Regions from separate parts of the Homo sapiens genome. Here regions 1 and 2 are each linked to region 3. The links are chromatin contacts, found by Hi-C or POLR2A ChIA-PET in ENCODE. All regions are on one chromosome and are shown on one strand. The core of a region is the stretch at or near the end of the contact, and the rest is flanking DNA. Distances in the headings are between cores, read along the strand shown.

Evidence for each region. Hi-C counts contacts between places; a loop is a spot of excess contacts on that map. ChIA-PET counts read pairs that join two places held with the same protein, here RNA polymerase II (POLR2A). Pooled maps may share reads with other maps.
Region 1: a loop to region 3 is called in a pooled map, with 11 times the contacts of the local background. The contact joins the promoter of POLA2 here to the promoter of SF3B2 in region 3. A Hi-C loop is called at or near these places in 7 of 50 pooled maps. POLR2A ChIA-PET finds 5 or more read pairs at or near these places in 2 of 52 experiments (K562 and naive thymus-derived CD4-positive, alpha-beta T cell).
Region 2: a loop to region 3 is called in a pooled map, with 9 times the contacts of the local background. The contact joins the promoter of ZNHIT2 here to the promoter of SF3B2 in region 3. A Hi-C loop is called at or near these places in 4 of 50 pooled maps.

The regions. Positions count from the first base shown.
Region 1 is chr11:65,260,076-65,263,218 of GRCh38, forward strand. It overlaps POLA2 (DNA polymerase alpha 2, accessory subunit), which reads left to right and starts at 1,887. Exons shown (of 18, transcript NM_002689.4): 1 at 1,887-2,296. The coding sequence starts at 2,218. RefSeq lists enhancers at 1,025-1,912, 1,907-2,156, 1,913-2,798.
Region 2 is chr11:65,116,277-65,119,127 of GRCh38, forward strand. ZNHIT2 (zinc finger HIT-type containing 2) reads right to left here and starts at 1,425. Exons shown (of 1, transcript NM_014205.4): 1 at 127-1,425. The coding sequence starts at 1,377. The coding sequence ends at 166. RefSeq lists enhancers at 1-298, 845-1,388, 1,381-1,675.
Region 3 is chr11:66,050,645-66,053,677 of GRCh38, forward strand. SF3B2 (splicing factor 3b subunit 2) reads left to right here and starts at 1,720. Exons shown (of 22, transcript NM_006842.3): 1 at 1,720-1,873; 2 at 2,029-2,075; 3 at 2,383-2,460. The coding sequence starts at 1,741. SNORD13F (small nucleolar RNA, C/D box 13F) reads left to right here and starts at 2,500; the gene lies at 2,500-2,584. RefSeq lists enhancers at 718-1,269, 1,088-1,137, 1,758-1,927 and a silencer at 1,338-1,547.

The DNA.
Region 1 (3,143 bases), core at 637-3,136, 790 kb before region 3:
TAGTGCAGTGGCACAATCTCGACTTACTGCAAGCTCCGCCTCCCGGGTTCACGCCGTTCTCCTGCCTCAGCCTCCCAAGTAGCTGGGACTACAGGTGCTCGCCACCACGCTAGGCTTTCTTTTTTTTTTCTTTTTTTTTTTTTTAGTAGAGACGGGGTTTCACCGTGTTAGCCAGGATGGTCTCGATCTCCTGACCTCGTGATCCTCCCGCCTCGACCTCCCAAAGTGCTGGGATTACAGGCGTGAGCCACCGCACCCGGCCTTTGTTTGCTTTTTGAGACACGATCTTGCTCTGTCGCCCAGGCTGGAGTGCAGTGAGGCGATCATGACTCACTTCAGCCTCGACCTCCCGAACTCAAGCGCTCCTCCAGCCTCAGCCCCCAGAGTGGCTGAGATCACAAGAACCCGCCACCACCGCCCGCTAATTTTTTGTAGAGAAGGGGTTTCGCCACGTTGCCCAGGCCGATCTTGAACTCCTGGGCTCAAGTTAAGGGAGGAGACCACCCCTCATATTGTCTTACGCCCAATTTCTGCCTCCAAAGAAAGAAAAAGTAAAACTAAAAGGCAGAAATGAAATCCACAAGCAGACAGCCCGGCCTCACACCCTAGGCTTGGTAAAGATGGACCCCTGACCTAATCAGTTATGTTATCTATAGATTACAGACACTGTATAGAAAAGCACTGTGAAAATCCCTATCCTGTTTTGTTCTGATCTAATTACTGGTGCATGCAGCCCCCAGTCACGTACCCCCTGCTTGTTCAATTGATCACGACCCTCTCAGGCGCACCCCCTTAGAGTTGTGAGCCCTTAAAAGGGACAGGAATTGCTCATTCGGGGAGCTCGGCTGGTGAGACAGGAGTCTTGCCGATGACCCCAGCCGAATAAACCCCTTCCTTCTTTAACTCGGGTGTCTGAGGAGTTTTGTCTGTGGCTCGTCCTGCTACAAAGTGATCCGCCTGCCTCGGCCTCCCAAATGCTGGGATTACAGGCGTGAGTGACCGCACCTGGCCTGGGATGGACATTTTAAAGGTTCCTGATACATATTGCTAAATTGTTTTCTCGAAACGCTCTATACCATCCCACCAGCATTGTATGACGCCTACGGTTGAGATTTTTGGCTCAAAGAATTACGGTGTATTTCAAGGGGAGAACCCTCTTCTCATCTTACCCCTAAACTCTATCCTTGAGTGACCTACCTTCACTCCCAAGCCTCCAGTCACCCACTGGGAATCTCTACCTGGAAATCCCAGAGGCACTCAAACTTAACGTGTCCAAAACTAAATTATCCGTCACCTTCCCACCTCATATCCCCCCAAATGCCCCAGATTCAGAAAACATACCCATCACTGTGGCTGGCACCACGGTGATAAGCACGATAATAACCATGGCAACCAGATTCCCTACTGAAGCCATTCTTTTAGGATGAACCAAGGGCACAACAGGCAGAGATGACAAGGGGAATGGAGAAGGGGGTACAGTAAGTTTTAGATAGTCGAAGGCACGCGCACGACAACGCCTGCGCACCACGGAACAGGGCAAAAGGGTGACAAACATGCGCCACTGAGTTTTATCGAGCAGCCGATGCCCAGAAAACAGGCATCCGCACACAGACTCAGTTTCCTTGTAGGCAACTCCCGGGCGTTGCGAGTCACAACCGGCATTCTCGCGCCGTGAGAGAGAACTGCGCAGCTGCTGACTGGCGGGCCGCCAGGCGCGTGCGTAGAGACGCCCACACGCCCGCTGATGCGCACGCGCCCTGGGCCGCGCGTGCGCGCGTGGGGTTCCGGAATGAGCCGGGGAAAGCAAGGGGAAGGTTTGGGGTTGGCTCCCGGTTTCGCGCATGCGTGCACTGCACAAACCATTTGGCGGGTTTTTCCGGCCACTCAGTTCTGCCACCGTCACTGAGAAGCTCAGCGGTAGCTTTTGGGAAGCAGGACGTTCTCACCAGGAGAGCGTCCTCTCGAGATTTCTGCTCCCTCCATTCAGGGCGTTTGGGAGCCACCCCTTCATTTTTTAAAAAAAGTATTTCTCTGTGACCGACGGCCGGGGCCTTCTGACGGTCTGAGGTCTTGCTTGGGCCAGTCACCTCCTGTCACGGTCCGCGGAGGGGGGAAGGATAAGAGGGCGAGGAGCTCATCGCTCGCCACCCCCGTGGGCTTCTTGGGCGCAGGTCGGAGCTGGGTGGGCCGGCTCCCCGGCCCCTGGCTTGGGCGACCATGTCCGCATCCGCCCAGCAGCTGGCGGAGGAGCTGCAGATCTTCGGCCTAGACTGCGAGGAGGCTCTAATTGAGAAATGTGAGTCCCGCACCCCTCCCGCCCTGCAGCCGTGCTCCACGCTCTCGCCCGAGTTCCTCGGCGCCTAGAACCGAAAGTGGAGCGCTTCCAATTTCCACTTCCCCTGGAGCAGAGTTCTCGGTGGCTGTGAGATGAAGAATCAAACTTGAGTTTTGAGATTTAGGATGTGGGGACTTTGAAATGCCCACCGGGTACCGCTTGGATGCCAAATCAAAAATAGGAATATGCAGCACGATTTTAAACCAACTCGAAGTTCCCGAAAGGCGGAATTGGGATGTGCTAGATAGAGACTAGGCACTGGTGGCACCTGAGTTTGGAAATTGTTGAAGCCCCGGTAACAAAGCAACAGATGTGGGGGTTTTGAAATGTAGCTTTTTATTCTTGGCTCCTCCCTTTCCAGCCTACACCTTAAACCTCTGCTGATCCATCAGTTATTTTATCATAGCTGTTGGTGGTCTGTGCAAATATGAATCCCTTGAGGTAGGTTCCTAAAATTGAATTTGAGCTGTGGAAGGAGCTTTAGGGAGCTTTACAGATGGAGAAACAGACAAGGAAAGCTAATTGCCTGAGCTGTCTGTGAAGCCAGGTGTCCTGCCTTGGAGTCCCGTGCTGCATCATACGGGTCCATCGTGTTGGTCAAGCTGTAGAGCAGTGTAAGGAGTCATTTGAAGCAAAGCCTGGGAGATGTGGAAGTTCTAGAATCGGTATGAATGTGCACCTGCCTTAACCACTCAACACTTTGAACTTCTTATATACAAAAAGATAACGAAACGTTAATTTATGGTGAGAAATTCCTTTCAGAAACCAGAATACTTCAAGTCTTCATGCCCAGTGCCTTCTCTCTCTC
Region 2 (2,851 bases), core at 175-2,674, 930 kb before region 3:
GCACTTCTCTCCCCTAGGACTGGCTGGGTCAGCACTGATCAGGGAGAAGCTGAGCAGTGGCTTGTGGGCCCAGGAATCTGGGGTCTGGTGGGACAATAGCTATCCCTCAGAAACAAGCAACAGGGCTGACCAGTCACAGCTTTATTAATGACCAGGGTAACCCGTTCAGCTAGGGAGCTCCTCAATGAGAGTTCTTGGGGCAGGTGGCACGGGGCCTCCCCAAAGCCGCTCCAGCTCCCCAGTGAGGGCGGCCACCTCCTCGGCTACCACAGCATGGGCTTGGTGAGCCCTGGCGCAGTCTAGGGCCAGGGGTGTGAGGGCCGCCTCATTTTCGTTGGTCCAGGCCAGGAGGAACTGGCACTTTTTCCGGGCCCGGTAAAGATGATCTCGCTCTTCTCTAGCCACGGCCTGTTTCCGGGCACGGCCCAGGGTCTGTGCCAGGTCCCCCAGTGCTGCCAGCGTGTAGCCTTTCTGGTTGGTCGGGCCCTCGCCCAGCAGGATGCGGGCGACCTCGTGCATAGCCCCTCGTGTGCCCAGGGGCCCCGGCGGGTGCTCGCCTGCTTCCAGCACGTGGGCTGCCGCCTGCAGGGCTTCTTCCGCAGAGGCGAAGACTTGCTGGGCACCCAGGGCTCCGGAAACGCCGAGCAGTGTGGCACAGAAGTCAGAGAGCAGCGCGTCGTCACCGCCGTGATACAGGGCGAGAGTATGCGCGTAGGCGAACAGCACATTGGGCAGCTGGAAGCGCACGAGCGGCGAGACTGGGCCGCGGCTCAGGCTGACTATCGCGGGGATGCGGGTGGGTACGACGGGCGTGCAGGCCCCCGGGACATCTCCAAGAACCCGCTCGGCGGCCGCGGGCTCCGCGGCGGAGGCATCTTTCACAGAATCCGGCGGGGTCCTCGCAGGGGCGAGCTCCAGCTCCGCGGCGTCACTACCCGGGGCATTATCCAGCTCCTCCAGAAGCTGCGGTCCGGCTCCGCGGTTCCACCACCACGGCCGCCATGGAGGCAGCAGCCGCCCGGCCTCACCGCGGCTCAGCAGCCGCTCGAAGGCAGCTTTTTCGCCCGGCGCCAGCCGCTCCCAGAGTCCCGATAGGCCGCCGGGCGCCGGGCCGGAGCTGAGGCCTGCTTCCCCAGGCTCGTCCTCGGTCTCGCGTTGCTGACGCAGCCGGCGTAGGGCGCTTGCTAGGCGGCTGGGAGGAGCGCTGCAACCGCGGAGCTCTCCCAGCACCTGGTCACGGTAGAAGTTTTCTGCGCAGGTGCCATGCGTCCGGTAGCAGCGCAGCGAGCAGTAGGGCGCATTACAGCGAGGGCAGGTGTAACGCGCTGGCTGGACCTCCCCCGCCGGGCAGAAGCCACAGGGCCCGGCCGGCTCCATGGCAACTGGCACCGCGATCTACCTGCGAACGCACGCCGGTGGTAGTTCGAAACTTCCGGGGCTTCTTCGATTACTTCCGGTTCGCAGCGCGGCCGACGGCGCGCTGTGTTTTCGCAAAGCTTCCGAGGATTCTCGGCAATTTCCGCCCACGCCCGAAAGCCAAGCCCCACCCCTTTCCCTAGTAGGGCGAGAGCAGGCCCAGAAGCCGGGCGTCAGGTACGAGCCCCGCCCTATGCGATGACGCAAGGAGCGAAAAAATGGGTCTGGCGAGCGCTTCGCCGGTGCCACGTCTCCCCCTAGTGGTCACACCAAAACGTGGCCCGATCATCTAAAGAGAAAACCCTCTTTTTAGCACTACAATGTGCTGTGGCATAAATCCATCTTTACTAGGCACCTACTCTGGGCCACTAATTGTGCCAAGCCTACGGGAGGCGATGCATCCCTGCGCTGGACACAGACAAATAAAATGCACTAGGGGACACAGACAAATAAAAGGACAGTTAGGGCCAGGTACGGTGGGTCACGCCGGTAATCCCAGCATTTTGGGAGGCCGAGGCGGGCAGATGACCTGAGGTCAGGAGTTTGAGACCAGCCTGACCAACATGGAGAAACCCCGTCTCTACTAAGAATACAAAATTAGCCGGGCGTGGGGGACGGGTGCTTGTAGTCCCAGCTACTCCTGAGGCTGAGGCAGGGGAATCGCTTGAACCCGGGAGGTGGAGGCTGCAGTTAGCCGAGATCGCGCCACCGCTCTCCAGCCTGCGAGCCTGGGCCACAGAGAGAAACTCCACCTCAAAAAGATAAATAGAAAGCAGCATTTAAGAAATATCTGAGCTCCTATGATTTTTTTCCTCCAAAACTGCCTCTTCTTTTCATTAAGTATCTTCTCATTAAATACCACTATTCATCCATCTTATTAAGTGCAGGCCCCATTCTAGGTGCCAAGAACACAATGCACATCAAAGGGAGCCGGGGGTCCCTGTTCTAATAGAGCTCACTCTTGTGGTGGAGTGGGGGGTGTGATGAACCAAACTGTGAGTGTTCTTTGCATCCCTGCTACTACTGGTGGTCTAAGCTTCCTGACCCCTCATGTGGATGACAACACATTAAGTGTTTTTCCTAACTTTCTTGCCAGCCCTCCAGAAAAACCTGCCAGAGAAATTAGATCACAAGTCAGATGAGATCCATCTGTTACTCAAAACCCTTCTGCGACCCTCCATTGCACTTGGACTCAAACCCAAACTCCTCTCTATGGCTGACAAGGCCTTGCAGGATCTGCCCGCCCCCAGCCCTAGACATCACCTCTTCCCCATCTTCACACAGTCCTCTAGGCTTGAAATATTCCCCTACCTGATCACTTGACTGGTTCATCTCAGGTCTCACTCACGTCATTTAAACAGGACCTCTCGGCTGGGCACAGCGGCTGACACCTGTAATCTCAGCACTTTGGGAGGCCAAGGTGGGCGGATCACTT
Region 3 (3,033 bases), core at 470-2,969:
TAAATAAATAAAAAATAAATAAATAAAATGAGACTCCATCAGCCTTTAGTTTATCCTGCCTCAGAGACCCCGCCCCCTTCCCTAGCACCTACACATGCCTTGGGGCCCTCAGCCTCAGATGACCTGCCCTGGGCTCTCCAGTTACAGGGAGCAGAAGAGCCTTCCTTTGGGCTAGAAAGGTTCTGCCTGAGTGGGCTGACAAGCTGGAGGGAAGGGCGCTGTTTTTCTGTCTTCGTTACTGTCCTTTCCGGGTTTGGCTTCTCCTCTGGGAGTGTGGCTGCAGGAGCCTCCCATAGTGATATTGATGGAAAGGGGAAAGGTCAAGGTTTGGGTAGGAGGAAGAGGACTTCCCACCCAGTGCTAGGATGTGAGCCAACCTTTCTCAACCCAGTCCTTTTCCCTGTCTCTCCCAAACCTCACCTTCCCCCGACCTGGTGCCCCATTCTTTTTTTTTCCCTGTTCCCAGCTTCTTCTCCACTGGGGGCAGTTGGCAAAATGGAGCTGGAGAAAAGATCTGAAGGGGATGTGTAGGGGGAAAATGAGACCATTTCACTTGAGTCTCCCCACTCCCTTTCTCAACACACATAAAAAACACACACAGGCTAGCTGTTGGTGAGAGGGCAGAGCTAGTGGCAGAGGTGGGGAGAGAAACTGAATTGATGGTGTGGGACAGGGAGAGGTGGATGCTAGGCAGGCAAGAATCCCTGCCAGTCTCTGCCTCTGTCTCCAAAGGCCAAGGGGAGTTGGGGTGGGGAGTGGGAGGCAAGGTGGGGCCCCCAGTGCAGGTGCGGCTGAGGGAAAAGGGCCTGAGTTTATTTTTGAGACTAAAAAAGACACAAATGCTTTCACCAGAAACATTGTTCCTTTTTTTCCAGTAATCATTTATTGGGCGCCTCTTGAACGCCAGGCGATGCGAGACTGAAAATGATCAAGTCCCTGCTCACATTTTTGGGATAGAGGTAGGAAGAAAGGGCAAGAAAGACTTAACAAACGGTGGAGATTCGAACGTATTATGGGAGCTCTAAGAAAGGAAAGGAAAGCGGGAGGAGGCTTAGTGGAGAAGACGACATTTGAGCCGGCCTGGAAGGTGGAAAAGGGGGCTTTAGAGTCGCCCTTCCCCCAGGTCGGCAGCTGGAGCTCAGCCCGGGCAGGCCTGCTGCTCTCCCGGCTTGGATCCCCTTTCAGCCCATTCATCCGGGCCTGGGCCGGGGGTGGGCGGGCAGACAATCAGACACTGTTTTATCCCAGGCATCGGCTCCAGCCTCCCGCTTGGCGCCCGCAACGCGGGGCCGCCGGGGAAATGAGTCTCTCGGGACTCCCTGGGAGCGTAAGCGTTCGAGGATCTGACCGGAGGGCCGGGCCGGAAAGCTTGAGAGCCTTCGCTCCCGCAGGTGAGGCGCAGAAAACACTCCCTCGGGGAAGTGCCAGCCCTCCTCGCAGCCCCGCCCTCCGGCCCGCCGCCGGCCTTCGGGGCCGTAGCGGCGCGCAGGGCCCGCAGAGACCGAGACCTGCGCACTACAACTCCCAGGAGGCCTCGCGACCAGACCGCCGAGGGGCCACTAGAGAAAGGTGCGTCTGCGGCGAATCCCGTCGCCCAGCGCACGGCAGCGGGTGTGCCTGAGTGCGCGTCGCCTCCCAACCAGAGAGGACGTGGCATACGGCGCCACCGGAAGTTCCGGCAAGTGGGCCCTGAGGCTGGCCCCAGCTTCCGGGTTGGTCGCGCGCCTTCCTGCGGCTAAGATGGCGACGGAGCATCCCGAGCCTCCCAAAGCAGAATTGCAGCTGCCGCCGCCGCCACCTCCAGGCCACTATGGCGCCTGGGCTGCCCAGGAGCTTCAGGCCAAGTTGGCAGAGATCGGAGCTCCGATCCAGGGTGAGGAACACAGGAAGTCGAGGGGCCTTTACGGGCCTGCGGAGAAGCGGAGCCTGGTTACCCGGGAGACTCGGGTGCGAGGGGCGGAGGCAGGCCGCTGGGGCCTGACCTGGCCGGGCTGGCCTGCCCCATTGATCGTGTACTTTGCCCTGCAGGTAATCGCGAGGAGCTGGTGGAGCGGCTGCAGAGCTACACCCGCCAGGTAGGTGTTGGCGGCGGGACGTCAGGATAGGCCGAGCTTCTCCAGGAGACCTTATATACCCCATCACGGCTCGGTCTTCATTCTTTCTTTATCTCGGCACAGCAAGGCGGAGGCTTGCCCTTTTTAGCTTGTTCTTGCCTTTGCCAGCTTAGTTGTAATTTCTTGTATCCATCTTGGTCCTCTTCAGTGCCCAGCCAGAGCGCTGGCAGACAGGCACTGGGTACGTTTTGTTGAATGAATTGGGAGCGAACGTCGTTTAGTGAAACAGCTAGTTTTGGACTGACCTAGAGTCCTTTCTCTTTTGCAGACTGGCATCGTGCTGAATCGGCCGGTTTTGAGAGGGGAAGATGGGGACAAAGCCGCTCCACCTCCCATGTCGGCACAGGTAGGGAGATTCTTCTGTTTTTTAAGATTCCATCTGCTGATCCTTTTGTAGTTCATGAGCATGATGATTGGGTGTTCACGTGCATGTGTGAGATGTGACACCCTTGCACATTACTCGCCTGACCTGAGTGGGGAAAAAAAAAGATTCCATATGTTCAGGGTAGCCCTTCCTCTCACTTGCAGTTGTTGGGCAGGGAGGTACTGCCATGACAGAATTGTGAGCTCTTCAGTTCTCTCTTTGATGCTGACACTTGCCTCCTTTTCCACTGTCTGCTTCTCCAAAAGCAGCTTGTGGCCGGGTGCAGTGGCGCATGCCTGTAATCCCACCACTTCGGGATGCTTAGATGGGACGATCGCTTGAAGCCAGGAGTTCGAGACCAGCCTGGGCAACATAGTGAGACTCTGTTACTACAAAAAATTTTAAAAATTAGCTGGGCACGGTGGCACGCGCCTATAAAGTCCCTATAAAGAGGCTCAAGGATTGCTGGAGCCCTGGGGTTGGAGGCTGCAGTGAGCTCTGGTTGCGCCACTGTACTCCATGTACTCCATCCTGGGTGACAGAATGAGACTTTGC